2 separate regions of the Homo sapiens genome follow, and region 1 is linked to region 2. The links are chromatin loops, found by intact Hi-C in ENCODE. Cell type or tissue: CD14-positive monocyte. All regions are shown on one strand. Each heading gives the region's core, and the rest is flanking DNA. Links, peaks and the distances in the headings are about the cores only. Region 1 holds the start of CYSLTR2 (cysteinyl leukotriene receptor 2). Region 2 has its middle 78 kb from the start of CYSLTR2.

What was found. Hi-C counts contacts between places; a loop is a spot of excess contacts. Peaks named below come from ENCODE experiments on the same cell type or tissue, not always from the same donor. Only the 100,000 strongest peaks of a DNase experiment are listed, where the experiment ranks them.
Region 1: a loop joins it to region 2, with 1.8 times the contacts of the local background. A loop is called at or near these places in 7 of 110 quality-filtered maps.

Annotation. Positions count from the first base shown.
Region 1 is chr13:48,653,695-48,669,984 of GRCh38, reverse strand. CYSLTR2 (cysteinyl leukotriene receptor 2) reads right to left here and starts at 16,056. Exons shown (of 5, transcript NM_001308476.3): 1 at 15,968-16,056. In CD14-positive monocyte, for the core only: no CTCF peak of the experiment used is centred there; DNase peaks (open chromatin) are centred at 9,114, 9,474, 10,914 and 13,174; H3K4me3 peaks cover 2,505 bases; H3K27ac peaks cover 4,716 bases.
Region 2 is chr13:48,724,002-48,740,291 of GRCh38, reverse strand. No RefSeq gene overlaps it. Among named protein-coding and RNA genes, the nearest start is that of CYSLTR2, 78 kb to the right of the region's middle. In CD14-positive monocyte, for the core only: CTCF peaks have their summits at 7,956, 8,157 (motif pointing right) and 9,284; DNase peaks (open chromatin) are centred at 6,161, 8,121 and 8,861; H3K4me3 peaks cover 716 bases; H3K27ac peaks cover 390 bases.

The DNA of each region.
Region 1 (16,290 bases), core at 5,270-13,269, 72 kb after region 2:
TCTCACGCCAGTTAGAATGGCGATCATTGAAAAGTCAGGAAGCAACAGATGCTGGAGAGGATATGGAGAAATAGGAATGCTTTTACACTGTTGGTGGGAGTGTAAATTAGTTCAACCATTGTGGAAGACACTGTGGCAACTCCTCAAGGATCTAGAACCAGAAATACCATTCAATCCAGCAATCCCATTACTGGGTATATACCCAAAGGATTATAAATCATTGTACTATAAAGACACATACACATGTATGTTTATTGCAGCTTATTCACAATAGCAAAGACTTGGAACCAACCCAAAAGCCCATCAATGATAGACTGGATAAAGAAAACGTGGTACATATACACCATGGAATACTATGCAGCCATAAAAAATAATGAGTTCATGTCCTTTGCAGGGACATGGATGAAGCTGGAAACCATCATTCTCAGCAGACTAACACAGGAACAGAAAATCAAACACCATTATGTTCTCACTCATAAGTGGGAGTTGAACAATGAGAACACATGGACACAGGGAGGGGAACATCACACACTGGGGCCTTTCAGGGGGTGGGAGGCTAGGGGAGGGATAGCATTAGGAGAAATACCTAATGTAGAGGATGGGTTGATGAGTGCAGCAAACAATCATGGCATGTGTATGCCTTTGTAAAAAATCTGCACGTTCTGCACATGTATCCCTGAACTTAAATTAAAAAAAAAAAAGTCAGGAAACAACAGATGCTGGAGAGGATGTGGAGAAATAGGAATGCTCTTACACTGTTGGTGGGAGTGAAAATTAGTTTAACCATTGTGGAAGACAGTGTGGCGATTCCTCAAGTATATAGAACCAGAAATACAATTTGACCCAGTAATCCCATTACGGGGTATATACCCAAGGGATTATAAATTATTCTACTATAAAGACACATTCACACACATGTTTATTGCAGCATTTTTCACAATAGGAAAGACTTGGAACAAACCCAAATGCCCATCAATGATAGACTGGATAAAGAAAATGTGACACATGTACACTATGGAATACTACGCAGCCATAAAAAAGAATGAGTTCATGTCCTTTGCAGGGAGATAGATGAAGCTGGAAACTATCATTCTCAGCAAACTAATACAGGAACAGAAAACCAAACACCGCATGTTCTCACTCAGAAGTGGGAGTTGAACAATGGGAACACATGGACACAGGGGAGTGGGAACATCACACATCAGAGCCTGTCGGGGGTTGGGGGACAAGGGGAGGGATAGCATTAGGAGAAATTCCTAATGTAGATGACAGGTTGATGGGTGCAGCAAACCACCATGGCACATATATACCTATGTATCAAACCTGTACATTCTGCACATGTATCCCAGAACTTAAAGTATAATAAAAAAATAAGTAAATAAAAATAAAATAAAATGAGGATAATGATGCCCCCCAACCCCATATCTGATGAGGGCTCCAAGAGAAGCAAATATAGTAATGCATGTAAAGACACTTTGAAACTATGAAACTGGTATTATTGTTATTATTTTACTGTTCTTCAAGACCAGGTAGCCAAGACCTGGGTTTGCACTTCTTTATGCCTATTCCTGTGCCTTTCACGCCACTCTCTCTGATCTCTAACCTGCCCCTCTTCCTATTCCCCCCTCTTCCTCAACCTGCAATGTGCCTAACTCTTGCCAATCCAAATAACCTTCTTCAACATCTACATTGCCTTCTGCAGATCACCTTAGCAACTGACATTTCCCGTGGGTCTCTCTTTTTTTTTTTTATCCCTATGGCACTTGTATAAAAACTACTGCAGCCTAAAATTAGTTCTCCTTGCTCTTTGGGGGATATATGTCAGGCAGACACATCATGTCTGCCTCTCCAGATAATCAGATTTTCATGGGGAATGGACAGTCTTCTACTGATTTTGCATACCCTATTCTGACAAGCACATATTTGAGGGAACTTGGTAAACATCATCACTAGGCAAACAAGTGTTACTGCAATGTGCTCTTAAAGCACAAGTATTAGACATGGAACCATAGGATTTGATGGTCTAGGCAAATTTGCAGCCACATTAGGCTTCCTCTTCTCCTCACTTTCATCTAACCACTCTGTTGCGGTTTTTAATTCTCCACACTAAGAGGCTCCTACTTTAATACCCCACCCTGCAATCTGCAGCTCTTCCCACAATAGTACTGTATGTTTATCTAATAACTTTAGAGATTGTCTTGAATGTTAGCTCCAAGAGCTAGCACATACTGTGCAAGGGCAAATAGGATGCTTTTTATAAATCATAGAAATGTTCACAGGAAACATGCTCCCAGGCCAAGTGAGCAGCTGTGCAGTTGAGTCTTGGCCCTGAGAAACATCCCCATAGGTCATGCCCAGCAAACCAGTCTTAGGCTAGCTTTGCAATTGTGCACCCATATAACAGTCCTGAAAAACAGCCCTGTGGGGCACCCCTGGAAGGCATGTCCCCAGGCAAGCCAAGCAGACGTTCTGAGCCAGAGAAACAGCCTAATGGGTTGCCCCAGCAGATGTTCCCTCAGGCCATCCAAGCAGCTATGTACCTGCATCCTGAGACTGAGAAATATCCCTGCAAGCCACTCCTGGCAGGCATGCCCTCCACCCCCCAGGCTGACTGAGCAACCGCATTGACATACTCCCAGCCAGGGTAACAGCCCCATGGCCTTAACCCTAGCAAACTTAACCCATAGTTCGTTGACCCATCATGTGTACACACATTCCCTTTACCTGAGAAACAGCCCAGGAAGCCCACATCTGGCTATCACTACAAATTCTTACAGCCTAGGCCACTGAGAGACTTGCAAATGCCACTAATGTGGATTACAGCCAAAGAAACCACATGAAGACTACACTAAAATGTCTACGTAGAACCAAGGTCTGCTCACCTCACTGAACTGATACTCCAGGACACATTTATATGAATAAGCTTTGCCCTGTGAAACCTACTCCATAAAATTGAAAGAGACAACTTTTCCACCAGATGTGTAGAAATCAACATAGGAACACATCAAATATTTAAAAGCATGGAAACATGACACCCCATAAGGAAAATAATAATTCTAGTAACAGACCCAAATCATAGGGAAATACATGAAATGCAAATAAAGGAACTCAAAATAATAATCTGAAGGTGACTCAGTGAGATATAAGAGAATACAGATAGACAATTCAATGAAATCAGGAAAATGATTCATAATTTGAATGAGAAATTCAACAAAAAAAGATAGTTATCATAAAAAAGAACCAAAAAGAAATCCTAGAGATGAAGAATTCATTGAATGAAATAAAAATATAATAGAGAGCTTCAACAACAGACTGGCCAAGAAGAAAGAATTTCTAAGCACGAAGACAGGTCTTTTGAAATAACACAGGCAGACAAACAAAAAAGGCATAAAAGAGAACGAAAAAAGCTTACAGGATTTATCGGACACAGTTCAGGAAAGAAATGCTCATATTATGGGTGTTTCAGAAGGCAAAGAGAGGAGAAAAGTGTAGGAAAATATATTTAATAAAATGATAGCAGAGAACTTCCCAAGTCTTGAGAGAGAGATGGGCATCCAGGTCCAAGAAGCTAAAAAATTTCCAAATAGATTCAATGCAAAAAGATCCTCCCCAAGTCACATTACACTTACACTGTCAAAAGTCAAAGACAAGAAAAAATTTTAAAAGCAGCAAGAGAAGAGCATCAAGCCACATATAAGGGAATCTTCATTGGCCTAAGGGTGGATTTCCCAGCAGAAACCTTAGAGGTCAAGAGAGAATTGGGATGATAAATTCAACATACCAAAAGAAAAAACCTGTCCATGAAGAATATTATACCAAGCAAAGCTATCCTTCCGAAATGAAGAGGAGATAAAATCTTTCCCAGACAAGCAAAAATTAAGAGAATGTATCACCACTAGACCAGCCTTAAAAGAAATGCTCAAAGGAGTCATATCTGGAAGTGAAAAGATGATAACCATTTTCATGAAAACATGCGAAACTATAAAACTTACTAGTAGAGCTGATACACAAAGGAGAATCAGAAAGGAATCAAGCCTTATCACCACAGGAAACCATTCAATTGCAAAGATAAACAATAAGAAAAGAAGTAAGGAACAAAAGATACACAAAACAAGCAGAAAAGAATCAATACAATGATAGAAGTAAGTCCTCACCTCCCAAGAAATAATAACCTTGAATGTAAATGGATTAAATTCCCCATTTAAAAGATATAGACTGGCCTAATAGATTTTAAAAACACAAGACCTAACTATATGCTGCCTATAAGAAAATCACCTAACCTGTAAAGATATACATAGACTAAATGTGAAGGGACGAAAAAAGATATTCCATGCAAATGGAAATCAAAAGTGAGCAGGAATAGCTATGCTTATATCAGACAAAACAGACTTTGGGTTAAGCTGTAAAAAGAGAAAAGAAGGACATTATATAATAATAGAAAGATGAATTCACCAAAAAATAACAGTTGTAAGTATATATGCACCCAACACTAGACCACCCAAATATATAAAGCAAATATTAAATCTAAAGGAAGAGATAGATCCCAATACAACAATATCTGGGGACTCAGCAGCCAATTCTTGGCACTGGACAGATCATCTAATCAGGAAATCAACAAAGAAACATCAGATTTAAATGGCCCCATACACCAGATGGACCTAACAGACATTTACAGAACATTTCACCCAACAGCTGCAGAATACATATTTATTTTTCATCAGCGTGTGAAACATTCTCCATGATTTACAATATATTAGGACACAAAACAAGTCTCAAAAAAATTTTTTTAAGAATCAAAATCATACCGAGTAACTTATTTGACCACAAGGGAACAAAAATAGATAGCAATAACAAGGGGAACATTCAAAACTATACAAATACATGGAAATTAAGCAACATGCTTCTGAATAACCAATGGGTAAAGAAAGAAATTAAGAATATAATTTTAAAATTCCTTGAAACAAACTAAAATAGAAACACAATATACCAAAAACTATGGGGCACAGCAAAAGCAGTGTTAAGAGGCAAGCTTATAGCAATAAATGCCTACATTAGAAATTAAAAAGATTTCAAATAAGCAACCTAAAAATGCCCCTCAAGGAACTAGAAAAGCAAGAGCAAACTAAGCCCAAAATTAGTAGAAGAAGTAATAAAGAGCAGAATAGAAATATAAAATTGATACTTAAAAAAATACAAAAGGTGAACAGCTGGTTTTTTGAAAAGGTAAACAAAATGGACAAACCACTAGCTAAACTAAGAAAAAAAGAGAGAAGAACCAAATAAATAAAATCAGAAATGAAAAAGGAAACATCACATCAGATCCCACAGAAATACAAAGGATCATTAGAGACTACCATACTACCATGAACAATTATATGCCAATATATTTGAAACCTACAGGAAATGGGTAAATTCCTAGACACATACAACCTACCAAGATTGAACCATGAAGAAAACAGAACCTGGATAAGCCAAAAACATATAATAAGATTGAATCAGTAATAAAGAGTCTCCCAAAAAGAAACACCAGATGGCTTCACTGATGAATTTTACTGAATCTTTAAAGAAGAATTCATATCGGTTCATCTAAAACTATTCCAAAAAATTGAAGCAGAAGGAATTAATTCTTCCTAATTCATTCTATGAAGCCAGCATAACCCTGATACCAAAACTGAATAGGGACATAACAACAACAACAAAAAAAACTACAGGCTAATATCCCTGATACGTATAGAAGCAAAAATGCCAAACAAAATACTAGCAAACCAAATCAAACAACATATCAAAAACACAATACACCATGATCAAGTGGGATTTATCTCAGGATGCAAGGATGGTTCGACATATGCAAATAAATAAACATCATACATCACATCAATAGAGTGAAAGACAAAAGCCATATGATCCTCAATAGATGCAGAAAAATCTTTTGATAAAATTTAAGCTCACTTCATGATAGAAACTTCTTACAATTAGGTATAGAAGGAAAGTACTTCAATATAACAAAGGCCACATGTGACAAACTCACAGCAAACATCTTACTAAATTAGAAAAAGTTGGAAGTTTTTCTTCCAAGAACAGGGACAGACAATGATGCTTACTCTCACCACTCTTATTCAATATAGCACTGGAAATCCTAGTCAGAGTCATTAGGCAAGAGAAATAAATAAATGGCATTCATATTCAAGAGAAAGAAGTCAAATTGTTCCTGTTTACAGATGATAATCTCATATATAGAAAGACTCTACCAAAAACTCTTAGAACTAATAAATCATTCAATAAAGTTGCAGGAAACAAAATTAATATACAAACATCAGTAGTGTTTTCTACACAAACAATGAACTAGCTGGAAAAAAAATATCAAGAGGGCAATCCCATTACAACAGCTACAAACAAACAAAAAACAACCTTAGGAAGAAATGTAACCAAGGAGGTGAAAGACCTCTACAAGGAAAACTACAAGACACTGATGAAATAAATGGAAGAGGATACAAACAAATGGAAAGACAACCCATGCTCATGGAGGAGAACTAATATTGTCAAAATGACAACACTATTCAAAGCAACCTACAGATTCAATGCAATTCCTATCAAAATACCCATGACATTCTTCACATAAATAGAAAAAAGTTCTAAACTTTGTATGGAGCCACAAAAGAACCCAAATAGCTAAAGCAAACCTGAGCAAAAAGAACAAAGCTGGAAGTATCACACCACCAAACCTCAAAATACACTACAGAGTTATAGTAACCAAAATAGCATGTTACTAACAAAAGCAGACACATAGGCCAATGGAACAGAATAGAGAATCCAGAAATTAATCCAAATATCTACAGCAAACTGATTTTTGACAAAGGTGCCAAGAATACTCATTGGGGAAAAGACAGTCTCCTGAATAAATGGTTCTGGGCAAACTGGATGTCTATAGAAGAATGAAACTAGGCCCAAACCTCTCACTCTACAAAATTTAACTCAAAATGGATCAAAGACTTAAATATAAGACCCAAAATGATAAAAACTACTAGAAGGAAACATGGGACACACATTTCAGAACACTGGTCTGGGAAATGATTTTGTGAATAAAACCTCAAAAGCACAGGCAACAAAAGCAAAAATAAACAAATGGGATTATCAAACTAGAAAGTTTCTGCACAGCAAAGGAAGCAATCAACAGAGTGAAAAGATAACCTACAGAATTTGAGAAAATATTTGCAAGCTACTAATCTGACAGGTGACTAATATTCAGAATATACAAGGTACTCAAACATCTCAACAGCAAAATATTCAATTTTAAAATGGGTAAATGATTTAAACAGACATTTCACAAAGAAGACATTCAAATGGTCAACAGGTATATGAAAAAATGTTCAACATCACTAATCATCAGTGATGATTTTGCAACTCAAAACCACGATGAGGTATCATCTCACCCCAGTTAGGATGGCTATTATCAAAAAGATGAAAAAACAAATGTTGGCAAGGATGTGGAGTAAAGGGAACTCATGTGTTGTTGGTGGGACTGTAAAGTAGTATAGCCACCATGGAGAACTATATGGAGGTTCCTCAAGAAACTAAAAGTAGAATTACCATATGATCCATCAGTCTCACTTGTGGGTACTTGCCCAAAAGCTTTGAAACCAGTTTGCCTAAGAGATGTCTGCACTGACATGTTTACTGCAGCACTATTCACAATAGCCAAGTTATGGAATCAACCTAAGTGTTCAACAACAGATGAATGGATAAAGAAAATGTGGTATATATACATAATGGAATACTATTCAGCCATAAAATGGAATGAAATCTTGTCATCTGTGGCAACAAGGGTGGAAATGGAGGACATTATGTTAAGTCCATTGTATTTCCTAAACCAGAAACAGAAAGTCAAACACCATATGTTCTCACTCATATGTGGAATAGTAAAAAAAGTTGATCTCATAGAAGTAAAAAGTAGAACAGAGGAAACCAGAGGCCTGGAAGAGTGGGGGAAAGGGAGAGATTTGGTAAAGGATACAAAATTACCACTAGATGAGAGGAATAAGTTCTAATGTTCTATACCACTGTAAGATGGCTCTAATTAACAATAATGTATTAAATAGTTTCAACTAGTTCAAAGGAGGATATTGAACGATCCCAACAAAAGGAAATGATAAATATTTGAGATGATGGATATGCTAATTACCCTGATCTGATCAATATACATTACATGTATAGAAACATCAATATATACCCCATGAATATGCAATTATTATTTGTCAATTTGACAAATAAATTAAAATAAATAGAAGTGTTCACAGGAGACAGTTGGTGTAAGGTAGCAGGCCACATCTGCCACTTACTGGCTGTGAGATTTTGCAGAAGTGACCTATCTTCTCTGAGCCTCAGTTATGCCATCTATAAATGGCATAATAAATGTGAGTTGTCTCATACAGGGTGAGCGCTCAGTGATGTTAACTATTATTATTAAACCTCAGAATTGGGACCTAGAACAAGCATTAAGGAGGCAAAATTTTTGCAGGGCACTAGTAAATATATAAAAACAAGGCTGAGAAATGATTTAATGATAAAAAATGGTGAGAAGCATGACAGGTGTTGCTCTCAGCTGCAGGGAAGCAGTAACAGAGCAGCAACCTCAGGATTTAAATCCTGATTTGTTCACGGACTACCTCTATGACCATGGGAAAATGACTTTATCTCCCTCGGCGTCAGCTCCTTATCAGTAAAAGGGGGTAATGCGGCCAGGCAAAGTGGCTCATGTCTGTAATCCTAGCACTTTGGGAGGCTGAGGCAGGAAGATCGCTTGAGCCCAGGAATTCAAGAGCAGCCTGGGCAATAGAGCAAGACACTGTCTCAATAAAAAAGAAAAATTAAAAAAAAAGATTAATTTAAATAAATAAATAAAAGAAAGGGGTAATGCTAATAATAGTTCTTACTTCATAGGGTTGTAAGGATGAAGTGAGATAATACATGAATGGCACTTAGGTCAGGGCCTGGACCAGAGAAAGTGCCATATTAAGTGTTAGCTGTTGTTATTGCAAAGGCTGACAGAATAAGCTCTCTGAAGTTGTGCAGAGAGGATTCTGCAACACATTTGTTCCTCAAAATCCCAGAGGCCTCAGAGTGCTGAATTAACACGGCCCTCCAGAACAGGGAAGTATCACTGAGAGTTTACTCTTGAGACCCAAGCTGACAACTCAGAGTTTATTTGTAACAGGCTCCAAATGTCATGTCAGAAATGCCAAGCTTTCTAGACCTTCCTGGCCTTCCAAGAACGGTCTTGTGCTTTCAGAATTTTTTTTTCAAAAAGTCAAGGTGAATTAAGTTCTTGGAGATCAAAACAGAAACACAGATAAAAGGAACTGAAATTGTGACATATTTTGAATGTGAAACGGAGCTGGTCTCTGAGCTTCCAGAGGAAGTGGGATGGAGGGGAATGAATCTCACAGGGCCTTGTTTTCATGGACTCAGTGCCTTGGAGAATTTTGCTGCACTGATTTTTCCTCTACCCGGTCACCCACAAAGTGCCTCAAGGAGCCCCCAAAGTATGAGTCACTTCATTGGCCACCAGGCTGGTGACCCTTTGCTTTCTGAATGCCATTTATTTCCACATGCCACTTAACCATGAAGTCAGCACTTTGGGCCATTGGTGAAGAGTTTTCTGGCAGATCTACTGTTATCTCCCAGAGAACAACTTATCCCCAGGGATGTAGCAGGGATTGAAACCTAGCAGAAGTTTGGCATCCAAACATGCCAGGGGACACCTCTGCCCTCAAGAACAAGATGTACAGCATTACCTCAGACCTCCTTCTTCCCACCTCTGTCTTTACTAATTCTCCTTGTTTCCTTCTTTAATAGACTCCAAAAGCTAGCTTCTCTTGCACATTCATCCTACCACTAACATTCAGCCACCAAATAAACAAACAAAAATTCAACTCAACAAAAACATCATATATGAAGAGCCCTGAGCTGCTTAGAGATATGGCTTCATTTTGTTTAAAAACATTATTTTGACTAAATGTTGCCCTCTCTCTGGCTCTCAAAACTTTCCTCAGCTCTCCTTGGTTAATATAACACATGAGTCTATGATGCTGATTATGAATTTAATTTTCGTAAAAATCTCAACAATATGTTTTTCATTTTCTAATGCACTTCATCCTTGTATTTAGAAAGGTTGGCGGTATCTATTATTCACCAAATGTCTGATCTAAGGAAGACCACAGAATCACAGAATTGTTTTTTATCTGAGTCTCTGATTTCCAAGACAGAAGAACAGCAAGTGTTATCATAGAAACATTGTCCTGTTTATTCCAATAAATCCCTACGGATTGATCAACATTAGGGTCCTCCCTGTCCATAATCAAGGTAACTAAATGACATGACTCAGGAGCTCCTCACAAGCCCATTTATTCAAATTAAAACTCCCTCTCATTCTCATTTCCCCTAGACAGCATTTCATATTCCATTATTAAATTCAATTCTTAGAGAAAAGAAATTATTTACAAAGGTAGTTTGTTAAACATCATGTGTATTTCCTAAAATGACATAGAGACATTGCGATATCATGGAAAACCTCTGGAATAAATCCCAACTGAACCCAAATCCTAGCTCTTCCTTGTGCAAACTGTGTGACCATCAGAAAGTACTCAACATCTCAGAGTTATTGAGAGGACCCCAGGAGGCAGCACAGGTGACAGCCAGGGATGCAGCTACACTTTGCCTGGCACCATGCATTGTCATTCCTGTTGCCACCCCACCTGCTGCCAGTGGCATGGGGGCAGTGGGTATCTGAAATCTAAAGGAGAGAGGGCCAGGAGCAAAAGTAAACCATGGGCTCTCCTCCTCTCCTGCTTGTCCTGCTGCCCAGTGTCTCCTCTGTGGCAGACCTGGCCTGTTTACCCAGCAGCCTCCATCAACTTCCTCCTTTCATCTCAGTGGTCAGCTCAAGACCGGCCTAGTACAGGCTGTCATCTTTCACCTGCACAATGGGCACAGCCTCCTCAATGGCTCCCTATCTCCACTCTGGCTGTTCTCAATTCATTTTTCACACAGTGGCCAGAGTGACCTTTCCAAAATGCATATCTGACCACATTACTCTTCCACTTAAAACCCATTATCATCTCAGAGTCAAGTTCATCTCCAGGCTTTTCATAGTATTGATCTTGTTGTCCAGCATATTCTCTCCCCACCATCCCCTCAGTAAAGGACACTCAGTCTCATGAAGCTTATTTCAAAACCCCCAACACTGCAGGCTCTCTCTTGCCCATTTCTTCTGAGCTCCAGCTCATTTCCTGGCTATTGCTTACCCAGTCTCAGGTTTCTTTCTAAACATCACTTTCTTCAGAAAAAGTCTTCTCTGATCCCTCCATGTCTTGGCTGTTTGCAGACCCTTGGGTTTCCCATCCAGCATTTACTCCAGGGGCAGCAGTTGTCTCCTGTCTATCCCTACCCACCAGACTGTTTGCCCATGGAAGGCAAGCACGTGTCTACTGCTGTACCCCAGGCCCTAGCACAGCGTGAAGCACATGAATGTGCTCAGATCAATAAATGAGCTAATGAAGCTGTTATCCAACACCCTCATTTTATGCCTTACAATTAATATCTTTTTGGGGGGCGGGAAAGAACTCACATGGTTTTTATAATGAAATGATGTTAATGTGTTTTTCCTTGAAAATTTTCTTTTCCTGAAATTCAAATCTAAAGTCTGGGAAGAGGAATATAGGGTAAATGGTCAATGGCATGGCATGGGAGCAGAAGGCAGCCACAGAGGGTACCCAGATGGTGCTCTGTTCTAAACACTGTAGGAAGCAGCACCCTTTATATCTTGGAGGGTAGCAGACTGTTTCTCTGACTCTGTGCCAACAAGTTCCCAATAGGGATTTGTGCCTCTTACAACTAAAAGGGAGTCACCTTCATATCTCTCAGTGAATTTACAAAGGAACAGTGAATTTACAAGAGATTTACATATCTCTCAGCGAATTTACCTTATTTTTAAGGTAAGACTCAAAATAAAGAGAAACCAGCTTACTTAAAAGAATCTGGGATACAATGTTATTCAGGTGATGGTTACCCTAAAAGCCTTGACTTGACCACTACACAATTTATGCAATCTATACGTCTAATAAAATTGCATGTGTAATCCATAAATTTATACAAATTTAAAATACTTTAAAAATAATAATTTGACAAAAGAGAAAAAAGAATCTAGGATGCCTTCAAATACTCTTTAGATGATTGTTTTTCTGTACTAGAGGTACAAACAAGGTACGATGCTGTTTCTACAGCCTCATGGCAGGAGACTTACGTGGGAAATTATCTTTTTTATAATAAATTCTTATTTATATAATGTACAATGTAGGTAATAATGGTGGACTAAATTATTTTAATTTCTCCCAGCTTAATTAATATTTAAACTTCCAGAGTAAACCAGCTCCCTTCCCCTCTTTTCCTCTCTCCTTTTCCATCTCTTTCCCTCCTCTCCCCTCTCCTCTACTTCCCTCCTTTCTCTCCTTTCTTCTGTTCTTTCTATAGTCTGCTTCCTGTACTTTTTTGAAACCTCTCCGTTAAGGACTTTACACTAAAGAGGCAAAAAAAACTCTGCCTCTGGTCCCAGCTCTTCCTAAGGACCCTTCCGACTTTGGAATTTCTTGACTCCAACTCACTGCTTAGACCCTTATCCTGGGCCTCTCGAATAATAACTAGATTTCTTTGTCAAAAGACTGACTGTACTGCCACAAAGTCATCAATCCATTGGAAGAGGTTTTCCTTTAAATTCTGTCAAGATTATATTTTCTCCATGGGTCAATTAATATAAAGAGGTTAATAAAGTTCAACAGAGATAAACATTAGCTGTAACTAATAAAGTCTGCATTCATTGGGTGAATTGATTTATTTACACAATGCCTTTATTCTCAATGGAGTTTATGTGCTAGGTTCTATGCAATGACTCCAATGTCAGAGTCTTGGTCCAATAGAACATACTGTACATAAGTAACTGCAGTACAAAGGAGGCAGTGGCCAATACCCTGAGAAATAAAGAAATACAGTGCTAGGGGTTTCTGACATGGATTTCAAAAAGCTCTCTAGCAACGCTGAGCACCCACAGCAAAATGCTTGCCTTTCTTTGTATTATCCAATTTGGCTGCCGCATTAGCCAGAGTTCATTGGGTAATTGCACAATCCCTTGTGAGGCTTTTATCTTAAAGGCTTACCCTTGGGGAACTAGAGTGCCTCAGATATCTGGTGCACAGAGCAAACTATAGAAAAGCAGAAAGGATCTTTGATTCTGGAGTACACAGGAAATGCTAACGATGCCCAAGGTAACCATCATGTACTCATGTACACAGCAATGAGTACACTGAAAAAATATATCATCTTTCCTCCAAAATGGAGGCTGCTCATGTGATCCCAGGTGGATAGGAGGCAGAGTGATATAATGAATGAAAGCATGTGCTTTTGAGTTAAAAGGGACCTGGGTTTAAGTTTCAACTCTGCCTTTTAGTCTCTTTTATTACTGCAGCCGTCTGAGCTTCAAACTCTCATCTGCCAAAGGAGCACTGGAGTGAGTATTGATGAAAAAAAAATGGATGTTAAGTGATTAACTTGGTGCCCAACACATGTGAAGAGTTCAGTCAGTACTAGCTAACAATCACAATAAGATTTGTGACAATAATGTACAAAACTCAGATAATTAAACAGGAGCCTTCTTTATGGTCAAGTGAAAGAAGATGGGGCCATTTCATCTGGAGAAGAGCCAACCAGAAACACATGAACAATTCTATTTATTTTTATTACACAAGTAGTACACATTCATGGTAAAAAAAAATTACAATGTAATACAAGCTGAAATAAACTTAAATAATGAACTTTACCACCAACCAGACATAGCTAAAATTTTGCATATATGGTTTTTTTATCTTTCTTGAAATATATACAAATATTTTTGAACAAAAATGAGCACACTTATAATGCTGTTTGTATCTTGCTTTTTTCTTATTTCGTGTCATGATCACCTTTCTTTGCCAACTAACAACATCAATGTCATCATTTAACTGGATACAGAATAGCCAATTATATAAACATTATGAAATTTGTTTAACCAATTTCCCACAATAGCTATTATTTAAGTTGTAAGAAAGGACCATGTGCCCTGGGCTCAACCAGATTGGACCAGTTCTGGTTCCACCTGGGAAAGATCCTATGTTCTCTTGGTCTCATCTTTACCATCTTTAAAATAAGAATTACATCCTCCAGTTCTTAAGGCTAGTATGTGGATCAAATGAACTGATGCCTGTAAACATGTTTTGTAAATAGTAAAGTACTATGTGAATGTTTACATTCATTAAAGAAGGTACTAAACAGGTGTTCTCCACTGAGTCAAAACAAGAAGAAATTAGATTAACATGCTGTTGGTCTCATTGGGATGATTCCTAGCCTGTAGCAGGCTGAGTGCAACAGCAAATGCTTCAGTGTGGTTTAGGCGCTGTGGCTCTGTTTTCAGTCCCTGATGGGAGAAACCAGAACGCAGCCCTGGCATAAACTCTATCCACTTTCCTCCTGAGGATATGAGGTCCAGAGAAGGTAAATGCCATGTCTATGTGGCTCCTGAAAGCCAGAGTGAGCCACCTTCTGCCTCCAAATCCAATCCCATCGATCTTCGCTGTGCCCACAGTGTGTTAGTGAACTGGCCAGCTATTAAATGCCCACCTTGTGTTTAATCTTGAAGAGTTTTAAAAGGAAGCCTGGCTGCCTTGGTAGATTCTAGCAGATATGGGCGTGATTCAGATACATTTAGAACACACTTGAGCCTCAACTTCTCTAACTTTTAACCACCGAAGCACTGGAAACAAATCCATCTCTTTAAAACATTAGTAAATCGAAACACAAGTAGATTCTTATCTCAAGAGTTTATGTGGCTGAGTAGATGATAGAAATTTCTAGAAGTCTTATGTTTCCCACAAATTATTTTATAATTTGCATTATTTATGTAGTGTTGAAAGGGAGATTTGGTTGGCTTGCCTTAAATTATACCTCCCTTTCTCCTAATACATATTACTCTCAGGTATATTTCAGAGACAGAAAAATATTTTGAATGACCTAGGTCATCTGTTTTTATGCTGACCACCCATTAGAACCACCTGAGAAGTTTCTGGAAAACAAGATAAAATACTGCAGATGACTCACTGATCTCCAAAAGTTAAGCTTCAGTTATTCTAGGGGTAATTTTCTAATCTCCTCAGAGTCGGGTGATTCTGGCCAGATGTGCAGCCAGGGTTGAGAAACACTGATTAGGGTCCCAGTGGGGTAAGGAACAGATTATATGCTCATGATCTCACATACTCTTTCATTCTCATTGTGCCTCTGAGCAAAACCATTGAAATATATGTGCTCAGATTTAACTTCTTCTACCCCTAAAACAAGACACTGAATGGAAAAAATATATCTTATATAATAGAAGGACCCAAACTATGAAAAAGAGGATAACAGCCAAAAATGGAGGAAGTATAGTAAAGTTCCTCAATGCAATAATATGCAGCAGCTTTAATTTATGATTACAAAGAATTCACAGCAACATGGAAAAACCATAGACTGATATGGAGGAAATGAATACAAACTTGTCCATAGTGTAGGGACGCAACTATGAAAACTAAAGTTATATGTGCATACACACACACACACACACACTCACACACACACACACACACACACACACACACACACACACACACACACACACACAAAGGGACGATCCCCAAAATATCAATAGAGGCTATTTTGGTGGAGAATTTGGCTTCTTTCAACATTTTTATACTTCCACAGTATTTTTTAAACTACCATGTACATGATAGGAAAATAACATTTATAGTAGAACAAAACAAATTTACTTTTAAAAAATTACTCCTCTGACTATTATGTGATCATCAAGTCATGATGCTCAACACTGAATTAACAAAACAAAGATTAAAATGCCCACCTGAAGGTCTCTGTCTTTCAGCTGCCCTGGCTTCTGCTGCCTCTATCTCTCCTGCCTTTCTCCTCCGAGTAATTCAGGTTGCTCATTTCAAAGAAAAGTGAAAGAGCAAATTATATTTATGAACAGTGCCAACCAATAGCAAGCAAGTCAGGAAGTGTAGCAGGTCATCTGTGCTTTTTAGAAGCCATTGTAGATGTTAGTGCAAGCTCCCTTCTCAAGAAGGGTGAAAATTTCCAGTTAGGGGCTATGTCTAAAAAGAAGAAACCTAAAATTGCCCTGCCCCTCTAATGACTGGTTTTTTGTCATTATCTTTCTCAAGAGAT
Region 2 (16,290 bases), core at 3,399-11,398:
TTTCAGTGACTTCACTACCTAAAGGAGTAAGATCAAGCTCTTTAGCTTAGAAGTCAACCTCTCCAGTTGTCTTTACAAACTTGACTCCTACTATTCTCCTAAAATAAACAGACCAAGTAGGCTGGTAGCCTTTCAGTGCCTTAAAGATGCCAGGCCAATTTCCACCTCTGTCTTTGCTCGAGCTGTTTCTTTCGCCAAGAATGCTTCTCCATGTTACCCTGATTTCTTAATCCCTATAGATTCTTGAACACCCCTCACTTCATTCTCAGCTCTGAGAAACCTTCCACAGACTGCACATATGCTGACTGACCTCTCATTTGCCACGTTGCAAACACTGACCAGGTTTACTGTCTCCATTTCAGGGCGTTACGTCATTGTGTGTGGCACTCCTGCAGGCAGGGTGCATGCCATATATACACTGCATGTATTTGCTACCTCACTTAGCCCGGGCTTCTGCATGTAGCCAGAACTCAGGATTTGGCTCGGGCTCACTTATGTGCTTGAATGATAGACATTATCTAGGGGCCAATTGCTTTATCACGTTTCCTTCTTTCTCTAATTTTGGGTCCATAGAGACTGTAACAACACCACAGAAAGTTGGAGATAAAGTGATGAACACTCACGCTGATGAGCTGGTGCTTTCAGGGAATTATTTAAACAGGAAGTGCCGTGGTTTGGCCAAATAGGGCCTGTATCTATCCAGACTGAGAAGGCAGCAACCCGTGTTCCCAGAGCATTGGCAAGAGAAGAAAAGCTTTTGGCGGAAATCAATTTGATAATGATGCAGGACTTAAAAGCTGCACTTTCAGCAATTGCATAAGAAAAGACTAAGAAGTCAGCATTCTCAGCTCTGAAACAGGGAGTGGACATTCCAGAAGAAGCAATGAGGGAAAATTGAACATAAGATGTAAGAGGGCCTGGAGGACTTGGCAGACATTATGGTGTGGGCCTCTATATAGCTTCCGCCACACCAGGGCAACCCCTGGTCCTTAGTGAGGAGAGACAGGAGTTTGATACCAGAATCTTGCAGGGGTCACCAGACAGAAGTGTCTGAACGTTGTTCTCTTTTATGCATGCAGGTTCAGCCATTTTTATCAAGTCGCTTTGTCGTCTTCATCAGTTCCTGAGCTGAAGAACATGTGCGGGTGAGATTTCGGAACTGGGCGGACCCAGGGGACTCTTCCAGAGCAGGCAGAGCCCCTTGTTCTTGACAGAGCCTTTTTGACAGAATGCACCTCTGCCTGAGTGTCTGTTACAAATGAACACCTCTAAATGTGGGCCTGAGGGAGAGAGGGCAGAAGAGAAACAGGAGAACTAACACTCACTGAATCTCCACTTTAGACCAGGTCCTTCGTTAGGCATTTCATTAACATTATCTGCAATCTTTACAGGAGCCCTGAAATATGGACATTGGTAACTGCATTATACAAATAAGGACATGGAGGCTTAGGTGAGGCCAACCTTGCCAATATCACAGCCAGGAAAGTATGAAGCTGGACTCCATCCACATCAGGTAGCCCCCTGTAAATCCTACACAAGGAGCCCCAGAATCTGCAGTGACATGCTGGCTTCCTTCCACTGGTGCCATCGGGGCCTGTAGAGCAGGAGCTATTTCTGGGATTAGCAAAGTTGTTTCTTAACACAAACAATGGCCTTTTCATTTAAGGCAGCTTCTCCATGAAGAGCCTTGGAAGCGCCTGCAGGAAATGACAGGTGCATCTCTTTTGCAGCAAAAGGCCTTCAGAACAGCAGGGCAGCACGGCAAAGCTGCTTGCTGTGTGCGTGCCCCGGCAGTCATTACTGTGTTCCTTGGAGCTATGGGGCTGAGAAAGGGGAAGCAGAGGAGCCTTGACTCGCTGGAAGAGAACACAAAAGTGTACCTTCTTTTTCCTGGCCTTGCAGTCCACACACACATTACCTCATTTAATCCCTGTTTTTCAAGGAAGATAGCAGAGTCCCTAAGAGGGTCAGGAAGTTGTCAAGGTCACACAGCTCCTAAAGAGCAGGGCTCCTCAGACTCAGGTGTTCTGCCTCCAGAACTCATAGTTTCCCTGCTGTGTTGCTAATGCAGCACTCTCACGATGAACCTGTTCAGTTCCCCAGAGGGTTGAAGTTGTGCTACCAGCAGCTCTATAGGCTGATTTTCAGAGACACTAGGGGGGCTACCCATTGCTCTCTAGACTCTCTCTCCTACTTATTTCTTGATGCTTGGAACTATTTTAAGACCAGGGAACAAGTCCTTTAATTCTATAATTAGAGACATAGTAAAATGCAAATACTATACAAAAGGTAGCAGCAATGACTTAAATTTTCACTAAAGTGAAAATGACTTATAGGTAGCCTAGCCAAATGAAAAGAACATGTGTTTAGGATTCAGAAAGAGCTGAGTCCACAATTGGCTTCACCAGATGTGAGGCTTTGTGGCCTGGGCTTGTTTCACCTTGCTGAGCCTCAGACTCCTCATCTATAAAATGAGAATTAAGCTACTTACCTCTAAGAGTAAGCATAAAGATTACACAGAAGTGCACATAAGTGCTCCAAACAGTGTTTGGCATAAGGTATATGCTGAAAAAATGATAATTATTCTTTTCATAACTATTACGATTTCTCCATAGTTTTGAGCTACCAAGAGATGTAATCATACACAAGAAATAGCAAATGTGGGGTTTTTCAACCGTTATTTTAAGTTCCGGGGTACATGTGCAGGATGTGCAGGTTTGTTACATAGGTAAATGTGTGCCATGGTGGTTTGCTGCACAGATCAACCCATCACCTTGGTATTAAGCCCAGCTTCCATTAGCTATTCTTCCTGATGCTCTCCCTCTCCCCCAACAGGCCCCAGTGTGTGTTGTACCACCCACCATGTGTCCATGTAGTTCTCATCATTTAGCTCCCATTTATAAGTGAGAACATGCAGTGTTTGGTTTTCTGTTCCTGTATTAGTTTGCTGAGGATAACAGCTTCCAGCTCCATCTATGCCCCCACAAAGGACAAGACCTTGTGATTTTTTATGGCTGCAAAGTGTTCCATGGTGTATATGCACCACATTTTCTTTATCCAGTCTATCATTGATGGGTATTTAGGTCGATTCCATGCCTTTGCTACTGCAAATAGTGCTGCAATGAACATACACATGTGTGTATCTTTATAATAGAATGATTTATGTTCCTTTGGATATATACCCAGTAATGGGATTGCTGGGTCAAATGGTATTTCTGCCTCTAGATCTTTGAGGAATCACCACACTGCCTTCCACAATGGTTGAACTAATTTACACTCCCACCAAAACTGTAAAAGCATTCTTTTTACTCTGCAACCTTGCTAGCATCTGTTTTTTTAAAAATTTTTTAATAATCACCATTCCGACTGCCGTGAGATGGTATCTCATTGTGGTTTTGATTTGCAAGAAATAGCAAATGTCGATTGGGAAGACCTGGCTGATGCCAGCTCTACCCAGTTGGGAACTCCCCAATCTTGGACACATTACACTCTTAGCCTTAGACTTTTCACTTTAAAACCAGGCTATTGCGAGGATCAAGTGAAATAATGCATGTGAAAGTGCTTTGTAACCTGTGAAGTTATATATCAATATCCAGTTATGGTGGATGTTGAAAAATATAGGGTGAATACAAAGGTATTAGTCTCCAATTATAACCTTATTGGCCAGAGTACTGATTACAGGTTATAAAGTGTTGACAGTACAATCTTGCTGGAGCTGTAAAGAAATTGCACCTTAATGCTATGTCTCTATGGGTGTGTATATATGTAAATAGACACATAAATTTTATAGACACTTATGATCATACGTTGTATGATAGATATCACTCTAATTATGTATCACATAAACCCAACAATAGGCTTGTCCTTTTATTTTGAAGCACTTTCTAGAACAACCTTGGGCCAATCTGGGCATACATGCTGCTGTCCATGTCAATGCATAAAAATAAAATGTCAGACCCCCAAACACCCTGATGGGGGTCTAAGGAAGTTAACCCTGAAGGCAGCATTCAGGAGATCTGAAATGGTCAGGGTTGGCACAAAAGCATCCTCAGACATGGGCTTCCTCTAGGGCAATGGGCAAAGAAATATGGAAAGCTATGTGCAAGGTTCCCCACACAAATAAGGCCAGACATAGGCTCTGCAGAGTGAAAGGCACCTTTAAAGTTGTTTGAGGGCAGATGCTGTGTGCAACTGTTTCTGCTCTGGGGTCTGGCAGCCCAGAACGCTTTTCAGGATCTTAAGGGAAAGGCGCTGTCTCCTTCACAGATGCCTTCTCCCTTCCATTCTCTCCCATCAGCTAAAACAATGTTCTGAGTGTGCATCTGTTTGCCACTAATTCTTGAGCTGTGCTTTACTAGTGGGTTCTCCTTCACAGATGCCTTCTTCCTTCCATTCTCTCCCATCAGCTAAAACAATGTTCTGAGTGTGCATCTGTTTGCCACTAATTCTTGAGCTGTGCTTTACTAGTGGGTTCTCTTCTCTCCAGCGAATTTGCCAATACGACCTGGCACACAGAGCAGTTTTACTCTAGAGAAGTAAACGTAGCCTTTTATGATGCAAATAAATGCAAGAGGGAAAAACACAGATTGTTTCACAGAACTATTGGCCAAGTGTATATAGTTTGCAGCTATGAAGCTCTTGAATTATGAAAATTAATTAAATTCAATTTGATGAATGAGAATAATCACTTCAAATAGGATAATGTGATAAATAGCCCCTTCCATAAGGAAAACAATAATTTCAATGCCACAGGTGCTTCATTTTGAGGACTGCTAAAATGCAAAATTCCAAGTTTATGAAGCAAACAGTGCTAATGATAATGAAAAGCTGGCTTCTGGCTCTGATGCACTCTTGTGAGGGACAGGGGGCAAGATCTTCAGTTTGTCTCAGCACCTCTGCCCAAAATTACTGGATCTAAAAATGGATGAGAAGGTGAAGCCTGGGGTTCCCACACAGCTCCCCATACTGTTGGCTTCTGGCACCTCATCCCAGCCTCAGCCCTTTAGGAGCAATGGCTTCAGATTCTCTTTGTGACCCTCAGAGACCCTGCAGTCCCAGCCCTTCCCAGCCATCTAACTGCACCCTCTTTCCCCTAAAACACACAGAGATTTTCCCACCCCAACGGCCAGGACTTCAGTATGGCCTCTTGCTGGGGATGCTTCCTGCCTACCACAGATAAAAACAGCAGCAAGCACAGACTGAATGCCTCCCATGTCCCAGGATTACTCCAGGCCATTTCTACCCCAACCCTGTCTGCTCAGCCCTACTCTAAGTAGTACCCATTGGGAGCTCCCTGTGAACCAGGTACTGTGCAAAGAGCTTTAGATACTATGCCATTTGACCCTTATAGCAACCCCATTCAGACAATAAAACATGATCCTCATCATACAGATGAATAAACTGAAGTATAGAGAGATTAAATATGTAGCTTCATGTCATATAGCTTATAAGAGGCTGAGCCAGGATTCAAATATGAGTAGTTATCCTCCCAAACCCTCACTTTTAACTACCACTCTACTTCTTCTAAAGAGAAATATTATTTTCCCAATAGGACACATGAGAAACAAAGGCTTACAGGGGTTAAGTTACCAGGCTGAGGGTACAGAGTAGTAGGACTGGATCTGAACACAAGTCTTGCTCTCGTCAAACTTCATGTTCTTTCTACAACAGTTGATTAAAAAAAATGGGGGAGGAGGAGGCATTGAGCAGACAGAAGTCAAGATCTTTTATTTGCTAGTTTTTGCTCTTGGTCAAAATTAACCATGGAAAGTCTCAGTGTCTTCACCAGTAAGATGGGAATAATAATAGTGTCTACCTCTTAGAATCATTGTGAAGATTCTATGGGACAGGGCGGGCACTGCTAGCACAGCTCGCAGCACACAGAGCTCAGCAAATGTCAGCCACCATTCCTATCAGTACCCTGTGTGGCCTCCATTGCACGCCTTTGGTAATGGCCTGTCTTCTCCTGAATCTTCACCCTGACCCTCTCTGTCACCTCTGAGAACTCCAGGGTCTCAGAACAGCCAAAGCCATTCCTCTGGCTTTATCGCCACATCGCTGCAGCATTCATTGCACCGTTCCTCATCTGGGAGTCTTTGTGTGGCCCAAAGTTGCTGACAGTGTGGTTCCTCACTTGTGGTCATCACAGCTAATCAAACTGGCAGTAGCCATGAGTCACCTCACAGCCCAAGTGACCATGCTAAGGCTCCCAACAACCCTCACAGAGCTCAGCCAACGTCTGCTGCTGCTGCCCTGAAGGCCCCAGCTTCTCTCTTCTGGGTTTGCTCTCACATTCCAGCCAACCAGGAATGCTGTGAGCTCCAGAGGTACATGCCTCTCTGAGCCTGTATTAGCTTCTTATTGCTGCTATAACAAAACACCACCAATCAGTAGCTTAAAATAAAGCAAATTCATTCTCTTACATTTCTGGAGGGCAGAAGTCCAACCTGTATCTCACTGGGCTAAAATCAACATGCTGGCCGGACTGTGTTCCTTTGGGAGGCTCTCAAGGGGAATCCAATTTCTCTGCCTTTCCCAGCTCCTAGAGGCCACCTGCATTCCTGGCTCATGGTCCCCTTCTCCATTTTCAAAGCCAGCAGCCTGACAGCTTCAGATTTGTCTTTGACTCTGACCCTTGCTTCTGTCATCATAGACCCTTCTCAGACTCGCCTCTATCCTAGTGTCACTTGTAAGGACCCTGGTGATGACATTGCCCGCCCCCCCACCTGGATAATCCAAGATAATCTCTGCATCTCAAACTCCTTAACTTCATCACATCTGCGAAGTTTCTCTTGCCATGTAAGGTTCTGGAGATTAGAACATGGACGTCCTTTTTGGAGGCTGGATTATTTTGCTTATGGCAGAGTCTCTTCTATGAAAGAGCTCCATGTAACCCACTTCCTGTACTAGAAATACATGTGGCTAAGAAGCGGGAGCCACCATAAGGCCCACCAAAAGCAGGTTTTCTGCCAGGGAGTCCCTGGGATGAATCACCGCCCAGATGGTGCCATCAGGCTGAAGTGAGATTACCCACCACCTGTACCCATGGGCATTTATCTGGGCCAGACTAGTGGGTGCACCTCCAAGGAAAGACATACAATTTAGCATGTTCAATAGTCTTTTAATGGTGGACACATGTCATACATTTGTCCAAACCCATAGAATGAACAACACCAAGACTGAGCCTGAATGTAAACTATGGACTCTGGATGATAAGGAGGTGTCTTGGGGTCAATATCCCCGTCTGCTTGGGGATGTTGAGAATGACTGTGTGGAGGGAGGGAGTAAATGGGAAATCTCTGTACTTTCCATTCAATTTTGCTGTGAACCTAAAACTGCTCCAAAAATAATATTGTTTAAAAAGTCTCTTAAGGGAAGAATGATCTGAGAAATGTTCTAGCAAAGTTTGGGTATCACCATGTTAAACTGTAAGCCCCTTGAGAGAAAACACCATAACATCCTTTAACATTATGTCCTGAGAGTCTCACAAGCGCCTGCCCTGTAGTGGGAGCTGAATGGCTGACGACCAGAAGGAAACCAGGCTTGTGGTGAGAATTCGTGCAGCTTAAGTGGCCCTCAGTGACAGTGACTCCATTTGAAGTGGAACGACTGTTCCTCCCGTAGCCCACAGCAGACATGGGAAACTGGAAACCAACACCGTTCATTCCTGTGCCAAGTGCTTTAGGCGCCCAATAACCCTACAAGGTAAATACTAGCATTTCCATTCTAAAACTGAGAAGAGTGGGGCTCAGAAAGGTTAAGTCATTTGCAGGGCAGAGGGCCTGGATTCAAATCTAGGTTTGTGTAAGTCTGAAGTTCACACCAGGCTTCCTTCTCAATGACAAGAGTGGAGAGGGCGGTTCTCTGTGTGTGTTCTGAGTTCTGGATGTGAAAAATAACGCAGAAAAGATGGAGCTGCAAACTAGGAGTGGCCCGCAGGGAGGGTTAGCTGTTGAGGGCAACCTTGTATATTTGTATAAAAGCCCAGTTGCCCCCAGAGGAATGCCCAAGCCCTAGTAAGATGCTGTGGTCCCTAGAGACGCTCACCAGAAAGCATCTAAAGGGAGCATCTAAGGTGGCCAGGCTAGACCAAGTGCCGGCTGGAGCAGAGAGGGGCCAACAGAGGGCGCTGTGCAGACGTGGCGCGCCCAGACCCAGCGACGCCTGGAACCCCGACACCCAGGGCTGAGCCGCGGACAGAGATCTCTCTTTTTGAACTAAATTAGTCTCCTTCTTTGGAGACCGAGGAGCACAGAGAATATTTTTCAGCAAGTATTGGAGAGTGAAGCTTGCCTCTTGCAAAATCTCTAATGTTTGCGGCTTGCTTTCTCTTCCATAAAACTTCTTTTTGCCACAATGGATGCTAAGAGACAGTGCAGCAAAATGGGTAGAGCAGAGAAAGTGATGTCCAATCCCAGCTTTATCCCTTATTAGAGGTGCGGCTTTACTCTGAGCCTCCTTTTTGCTTTCCATACGCTGGAAATCTAGGCTCTTACAGGTCTGCTCTGAAGGCTAAAGAGAATGAACAGAAAAGGTGAGAGTATGTCATCTTGCCCAAAGTAGGTCAGCAGATTGCGATCATTTTGGTCTTAAGACCTCTTTGCACTCTTAAAAATGATTGAGGACTCAAAGCAGATTGCGATCATTTTGGTCTTAAGACCTCTTTGCACTCTTAAAAATGATTGAGGACTCAAAGAGCTTCTGTTCATGTAGTTCTATCTAACAATAGATAGAACTCATAAGGATATGAGAGGAACTCATGAGGATATGAGAGGTTTTACTCAGCTTTCAGATAACCTGATGACAAATTGCATAAATGATGAAGTGAATCAGACGTGAAGTGAATCACAGCTGGAACAAGCCTAAGATCACAGGCCTCCTAATGTACGTCAGGGTGATGTCTGTCTCCAAATACCAAATCAAGAAGTCTTCAGAGAGCAGTCGGTTAAGCAAACATTTTATTTCAAATTAACATAAAACCTGCCTTTCAATGACTTCCAAAATGTTTCGTTTCCTTCCTGTTTTTGATGATGAGATGTATTGACTGTGTTTCCATCTCCTCCCCAGCAGGTGCCCAAGCCTGATGAATTCCCGTGCTAAAAAACTGCTGCCTCCTGTGGAGACCTGTGTGTCTCCCACAGGGCTGAATTGCCCTGTGTCTGCCCAGCACAGCTCTGGGCACCCAGGTGGCTCCTCCCTGGGCCTCAGCAGCAGCACAAGATGGGTTGTAGCCCTGCATCTCTGTTAAGGGTCTGCATTATGTCAGTTGCTAGATTCTTCTTCCTCCTCTTCCTATACTGCCCATCCTTGATTCTTTACAAAGCTCCTCTCCTTGATTCTTTGAACTCTCTCAGACCTCTTTTTAATCCTTTTTTTTCTCCACTAGTTTCCTCTGTCCACTCACCCTGCATCCTCCTCTCCACTGATTCAGTGCTTAATCCCGGTCTAAACCCACCTCTCCACTTAGGTCCTTCTTTCTTCCGTCTTTCTCCTCCATATGGTTTGTCATGTGTCAGGGCCATGATGCTCAATTGGTATATAATTAAGATATAATCTATAAAGTAAGTACCATTACACCCATTTTTCAGGTGAGAAAAATAAGGCACAAAAGAGTTAAGTTACTTGCCCAGGTTCCCCTAGCCAGTGATAGATGCAACCAAGGTGTGACCCCATTGTTGCCTGACTTTCCACCTCATCCCTGATGTCTCTTTTAAGTAGCCTTAAGCACCCTCTTTACTTGTCACTTCCCAGTTCACTTGCTTTCCAGTGTGCCTCCTTTGCTGGTCTCAACCCCACATCCCCCTACAATGTGCCTCCCCATAGCCTGAGCACCTGCCCTGGGTGCTGGGCGAGAGCAGTGAGCAAGACTTACTTCATGGGGCTTTCCATCTTGTCCTTTCTGCATTGATATTTGGGCTAGTTTGGGCTCTGCTGCTTTGTCTGTAGGCATCTGCCTTTTTCCCAGAAACAGTTTCATCTTGGGCAGATATGGCCTGGACAGAGTTTCACTTAGTATTTTGTCTTTGGCAACCCCTTCCTACCCTGTTCCCCTTCAAGGCCACGTTGCCTGCCATTCCCCATTGTGTTCCCAGCCTTTAAGAAGTGAGCTGGCCATGAGCCACTCTGTTTTTCCTCATCTATACTCTCCATGCTATTACATGAGGAAGCCACATCTCTTTAGAGAAGCTGACCTCTCTGGCATTGCTCATATACCCACACAGCCTCGCCCCTCACTATCTGCTGAACGCAGAGAACTGGCAAGGGTGTGCAAACAGCAGGGTGGTGGCACCTCGGGGCTCTGCCTGAGATACCAGGGCCCAGTGAGGCCAAGAGCAGGCCAGGGGCCCCTGAGGGATGGACCTGAGCAAGGGAGAGCCAAGTTATAGAAGAGGAAACTGAGGCCAAGTGCCCCATTAATTCATAGTCATTCCTTCAGTTCATTCAAAATATTTATTGAGTGCTTTCTTTGCTTCAGGGACTATTTGCATGGGATGCAGCAATAAATGAAACTAATAAACCTGCCCTAATGAAGCCTGCAATATATTGGGAAAGACAAACTATAAACAAATAAATATATAAATGGTCCCCAAGTTAAGATAGCTCGGCTTACGACTTTTTCACTTTACAATGGTGTGAAAGCAATTAGCGTTCAGTAGAAACTATACTTCAAGTACCCATACAGCCATTCTGCTTTTCACTTTCAGTAAAGTGTTGAACAAATATATATGAGATATTCAACATGTTACTGTAGAATAGGCTTTGTGTTAGATGATTGTGATTGTGCCCAACTGTATGGTAAGTTTCTGATCACATTTAAGATAGGCCAGGCTGAGCTGTGAGGTTCAGGGGGTTAACTGTATTCAATGTATTTTTGACTTACAATATTTTCAACTTACAATAGGTTTATTGGGATGTAACCCCATCATAAATTGAGGAGCATCTGTATGCAGTAATGTCAGATAGTGATAAATACTGTAAAGAAAAATAAAGTACTGTCTGGGATATTGAGGTGTCTGATGGAGGTGGAGGGTGAGCACTGTTGTAGATAGCATGGTCAGAGAAGAACTTTCTAGAAGGGTGGCATTTAATTAAAATATTAAATGCAATAAGGAAGTAGTCCTAGTGGATATTTAAAGGAAAGCATTCCGGGCAAAGGTAATAGCCTTTGCCAAGTCCCTGGGATGGGAGCATGCTTGCTGGTTTCGAGTAGAGGCAGGAAGCCAGCATTGCTGGAGGGAGTAAGAGACATCATGGGGTTGGGGAACAGAGTCCTAGTCACATGGGAATGTATGCGCCATGGAAAACAGTTAGGGTTTGAATCCAGGACTTCTGAGGCCACGTATAGTGCTCTTTTCATTGCACTATGCTGTCTCTTCAAAAGGTTATCATACAAGAGAGTCCAGTTTTGAAGGTGGGCAAAAATGGTGGCTTGGACTCTCGATGTTTATGTTCACTTCCGTTTACTTGCAACCAACAAGCAGAGCCAAAATTATTCATAAGATCAAGAACAGAGACAAAGCCAAGTTTGAGTCAGTGTAACCCATGGGGAGTGAGGGATCTGCCATCAAGAGGAGCCCCCAACCATGAGGCAGAGGAGGGCCCTGTTGCCCCCCGGGGCTCAGCCTCTCAGGTATTGGTGCACTCTCTTTTGGGCTGAGTTGTGTTCCCCCAATTCACGTTGAAAACCTAATTCCCAGTGTGACTGTATTTGGAGATAGAGCCTTTAGGGAGGTAATTAAGGTGAAATGAAGTCACAGGGGTGAGACCCTAAAGTGATAGGACTGATGTCCTTATAAGAAGAGGAAGAGATACCAGAGAACGCTCTCTGTTGCCAGGTGTGCCCACAGAGAAAAGGTCATGCAAGGACACAGTGAGAAGCTGCCATCTAAGAGTCAGGCTGAGGCCTCACTGGAAACCAACCCTGTCAGCACCTTGATCTTGGACTTCTAGCCACCAAAACTGTGAGAAAATAAATGTCTGCTATTTAAGCCACCTAGTTGTGTTATGATGTTGTAGCAACCTGATGAGAGTGACATATGCTCCAGTGAGTCCCTTCTGAGGTCCATTTCTTATTGCACCCTTGAGCCTCTAGCAAGCCTGGCCTTGGCCTACCTCAGCATCAAATTGGAGAGGGGATTCCCTCTGACTTCTAAGAGGGGTAGTCTGGTCTGCAGCAGTACTGGGTAGGGGTTGGTTTGGAATCCAAGATGCCTTAAATTGTTTATGCCTGAGCTTTTCATCTGCAATACAGGAAAGATAATATCAGTGCTTTTGAAGAAAGTTCTAAATATGCAATTATATTCAATAAATAATTGCTGACATCATCTATGCACAAAATATTGTACTGGGAAGGATGCAATACAATTTATCCCTCAAGATAAGTTTTTCTCAGTAATAACGTATGTGTGTAAAATAGTTGTGAAAGCATTTAGGAATGTGCCATTTTAAAATGGGGAGTTTTAAAAATAATATTACCTGCTTCCCAGAACCCTTAGCCTTACATACTTTATGTAAGCCATAGACTTGTCCTCACAATTCTGTGGCTTTCTCTTTCCTGCATCTTTGTGGCAAAATGGAAACAAACCAACATAAAATAAAATTCCAAACCTTTCATTTAAGGTAAGCGGATTTCAACCATCCATAAACAGTGGGAGGTCAGGACAGAATTCAATCAAGTTTGAGTTACTCATTATTTCTAGCACACAGTTTTGATAGTCTAATCATTCTCTTTTGAGATTATGGCATTATTTCCATATTTCTAAAAGTGACATATTTATGGAAGAAGTTGTTTATAAATGTCTGCATTGTTTATAAATGTCTACATATAAATGTCAAAGCAACTCTGGGTCTCCTTAACCTGCTTTGAGTCATAACAAGTTTGGTTTCCATGACATCACTTTTTACGCAGAGAGGATTAAAGTCATTTGTTGCATGAGCCCCAAGGGGCCATCTGGAGGAGTTTCAGGAGGCCCGCTTCTCCCTCATCACAAGGGCAGGACTGACTTCTGAGCTTCCTTCTGTCCAGGGCTGCATTATGCTGAGCATAATTAGTGTAAATCTTTTAAATAGGAACATGAGTATGCCCTATTTTCAGAACACTCAAAATAGCAAAATTCAAACACAAAGAACAGAGAAATTAGAGAACTACCTTAAACACAAAATAATAATTTGCTTAAAATAATGATTTACTGATTACTTCATTTGTGTGGCAAACTCCCTAAGGGCATTTAAAATATGGTTTGAATAATAAAAATCTTATTTGTATAACATGTCAAGTAGCATATGATAGTTTGCATTTGTGTAGAGTTTTGTTGATGTGTTTCATAATTTATTTTGTCCTCATGACACTTTGCAAGATGGGGCCTGTAGTGTTATTCCCATGTGACATGGTTGAGTGACGAAGACAAGTCCTTTGCCCAAGGTCACACAGCTGGAAAGCGTCAGAGGCAAGGCTAGACTTCAGTCCCTTGACTCTTTGTCAAATCACACTTTCCTCTAGATTCATACTTCTTTTTCAAATGTATGTTTTGGCTTGAAACAGAAGTCAGATATTTAAAAACTATTTTGGAATATATTCAAATTTGAAATGAAAAACTGTGTATAAAAATAATTTGACTTCCAAAGAGGGTAGTTGGAGATCTATAATGTTCTAAGAAGAGGATATAAAAATATTCTTCATCAGAATCACCAGTGAAGTCTTTTGTATTAGTCAGGATTCTCTAGAAAAGCAGAATCAATAGGATATATATCTGTTTCAGTATTTATATCTATATTTATCTATGCATATAAAGAGATTTATTATGAGGAATTGGTTCATGCAATTGTGGGGGCTGAGAAGTCCCACAGTATGCTGTTTGCAAGCTAGAGATACAGAAAAGCCAGTAGGATAGTTTTAGTGAGTCTGATGGCCTGAGAACCAGGAGAAATGATGGTATAAGTTTCAGTCTGAGGGCAGGAGAAGACCAGTGTTCCAGCTCAAGTAGTCAGATAAAGAGAGAAGGAATTCTCCCTTCCTCTGTCTTTTGGTTCTGTTCAGGCTGCCAACAGATTGGATGAAGGCCAATTACTTTGAAGTGGACCATGGGTTTTACTCAGTCCACTGATACAAATGTTAGTCTCTTCCAGAAACAACCTCACAGATACACTCAGAAATAATATTTAACCAGATATCTGGGCATCCTGTGGCCCAGGGCCCAGTCAAGTTGACACACACAAAATCAACCATAACACGTAAGAAAAACAAAACAAAACAAAAAACCCCAAAACAGATGGCCAAGCCAGACTACAAATATATTCAATAAGAATTTCCAGGTGTAGCTTTTGTTGTTTGCTTTAAAAAAATTTGTTTTAATTTTTTATTTTTCCATAGGGTATTGGGGTACAGGTGGTATTTAGTTACATGAGTGAGTTCTTTAGTGGTGATTTGTGAGATTTTGGTGCACCCATCACCCGGGCAGTAGACATTGCACCCTATTTGTAGCCTTTTATCCCTTGCTCCCCACCCTTACCCTCAAGTCCTCAAAGTTCATTGTATCATTCTTATGCCTTTGCATCCTCATAGCTTAGCTCCCACATATCAGTGAGAACATATGGTGTTTGATTTTCCATTCCTGTGTTACTTCACTTTGAATAATAGTCTCCAATCTCATCCAGGTCACTGCAAATGCTATTAATTCATTCCTTTTTATGGCTGAGTGTATTCCATGTATATATATACCACAGTTTCTTTATCCACTTGTTGATTGATGGGCATTTGGGTTGGTTCCATGATTTTGTGTTGTTTGCTTTTTTCAGAACTAGCAAGTTGACAGCCCAAACTAAAAAGCATGAACCCAAATGTGGCCAGACTAAGGCATGTTGAGAGAGTCATAGATTTTCAAAGTGAATGTCTTCTGTGCTCAAAGATGTTCCATTTCCTTGCAGGCAAACCTTATAAAATTAATGTGTGCTTATCTCCTCTAACAGAGAAGAAAGAATGAATTATATGCAATTGAAGATAATCAAGAATAAATTCTGTTTAACTTCAGGGCATGGTTGTATATTTTTATTGAAAATATGGTCCATATGTTCCTTCCAGAGTCATGTTCCTTATACACAACTCTAGTCATTATACTATTCCCCTAGGAAGTCTCCCATGGCTCCCCATTGCCCTCTGAATTACAGTGTGTTCCTTAGCATGGCATTCACATCCTCCATGACCCCACCCAACCTACTCTTACAGCATCTTTGTGCTGTGACTGTCCTTCTAGGGTCCTGCATGTCTGCCAGTCCACATCAGTGTGCTTACAACTTCCAAAAAGTACTAGATTTTATTTGTGTCTTTATGTATGTCCGTCAACTGAAATACCTTTCTCTCTTTTTTTTCCTCATTCCTCAATCTCTATCTGCTGACTTCTACCTATTCTTTAGGGGTTAAGCCAAGTAGTCCATTTTTTCACAAAGCCATCACTTGAATGAGAATTCTTCCTTTTCTGTGCTCTGCTGGTACTTCATCTTCACTTCCTGAGTTACATCTTGGTGTTTTATGTACATAGTTTAAGTCTTTTCTAGGCCATATGTTAGCCATCCTTATACCCCTAAGGTGGCCAGCACAGTGCCTGACACATAAATGGCAGGTACACACAGTAAAATAACTTGTGGAATTGAATTGAATGGTAGTTCTTGTATTTTGGAAGTTCATTTCAAATAAAATTATGAAGGCTTTCCCTAGAAGTATGACTTGGGAGAAGACAAAATTCTTTTCAATTTCTCTATTTTGTAGTCAAAAGAAGGCTGTGTCTAAACAGGCAAATGTGAAAAGTAGACTACTGTGGGTGACTTGGGAAACTGACCGAGCTGCTAAGGTTGGCAAAGAAAGAGGCAGCAGGGGAGACACAATCTTTGTCGTAACTACAGATCAGTTGATACCTAGGTATTCAAGTTTGCAGAGAGGACAAACCAGTGGTGGTGAAATTCTAAGAAAATATGTTCCTATCACTAGGATCCTTGGTTAACTTGATGAGTGAAATTAGGCAGAATTGAGCTGCCAAAATGGGAGTTAGCAAAAAGTAAGCAAGGTATGGGATCTCAAAGAATAGACTCCAAACCAGCCTATGGTCCTCACTGATAAATGGGCTGAACACACACACACACACACACACACACACACACACACACACACACACAGAGAGAGATGTATATGTCAGAGTCTGTTTGAAGGAGTAGATGAGGATATAGGAGAAAAACCAAGAGATTGTGTCACAAAGCCCAAGAAAAGAAAGTGTTATAAGAATAATTAGTGGTCAACTGTGT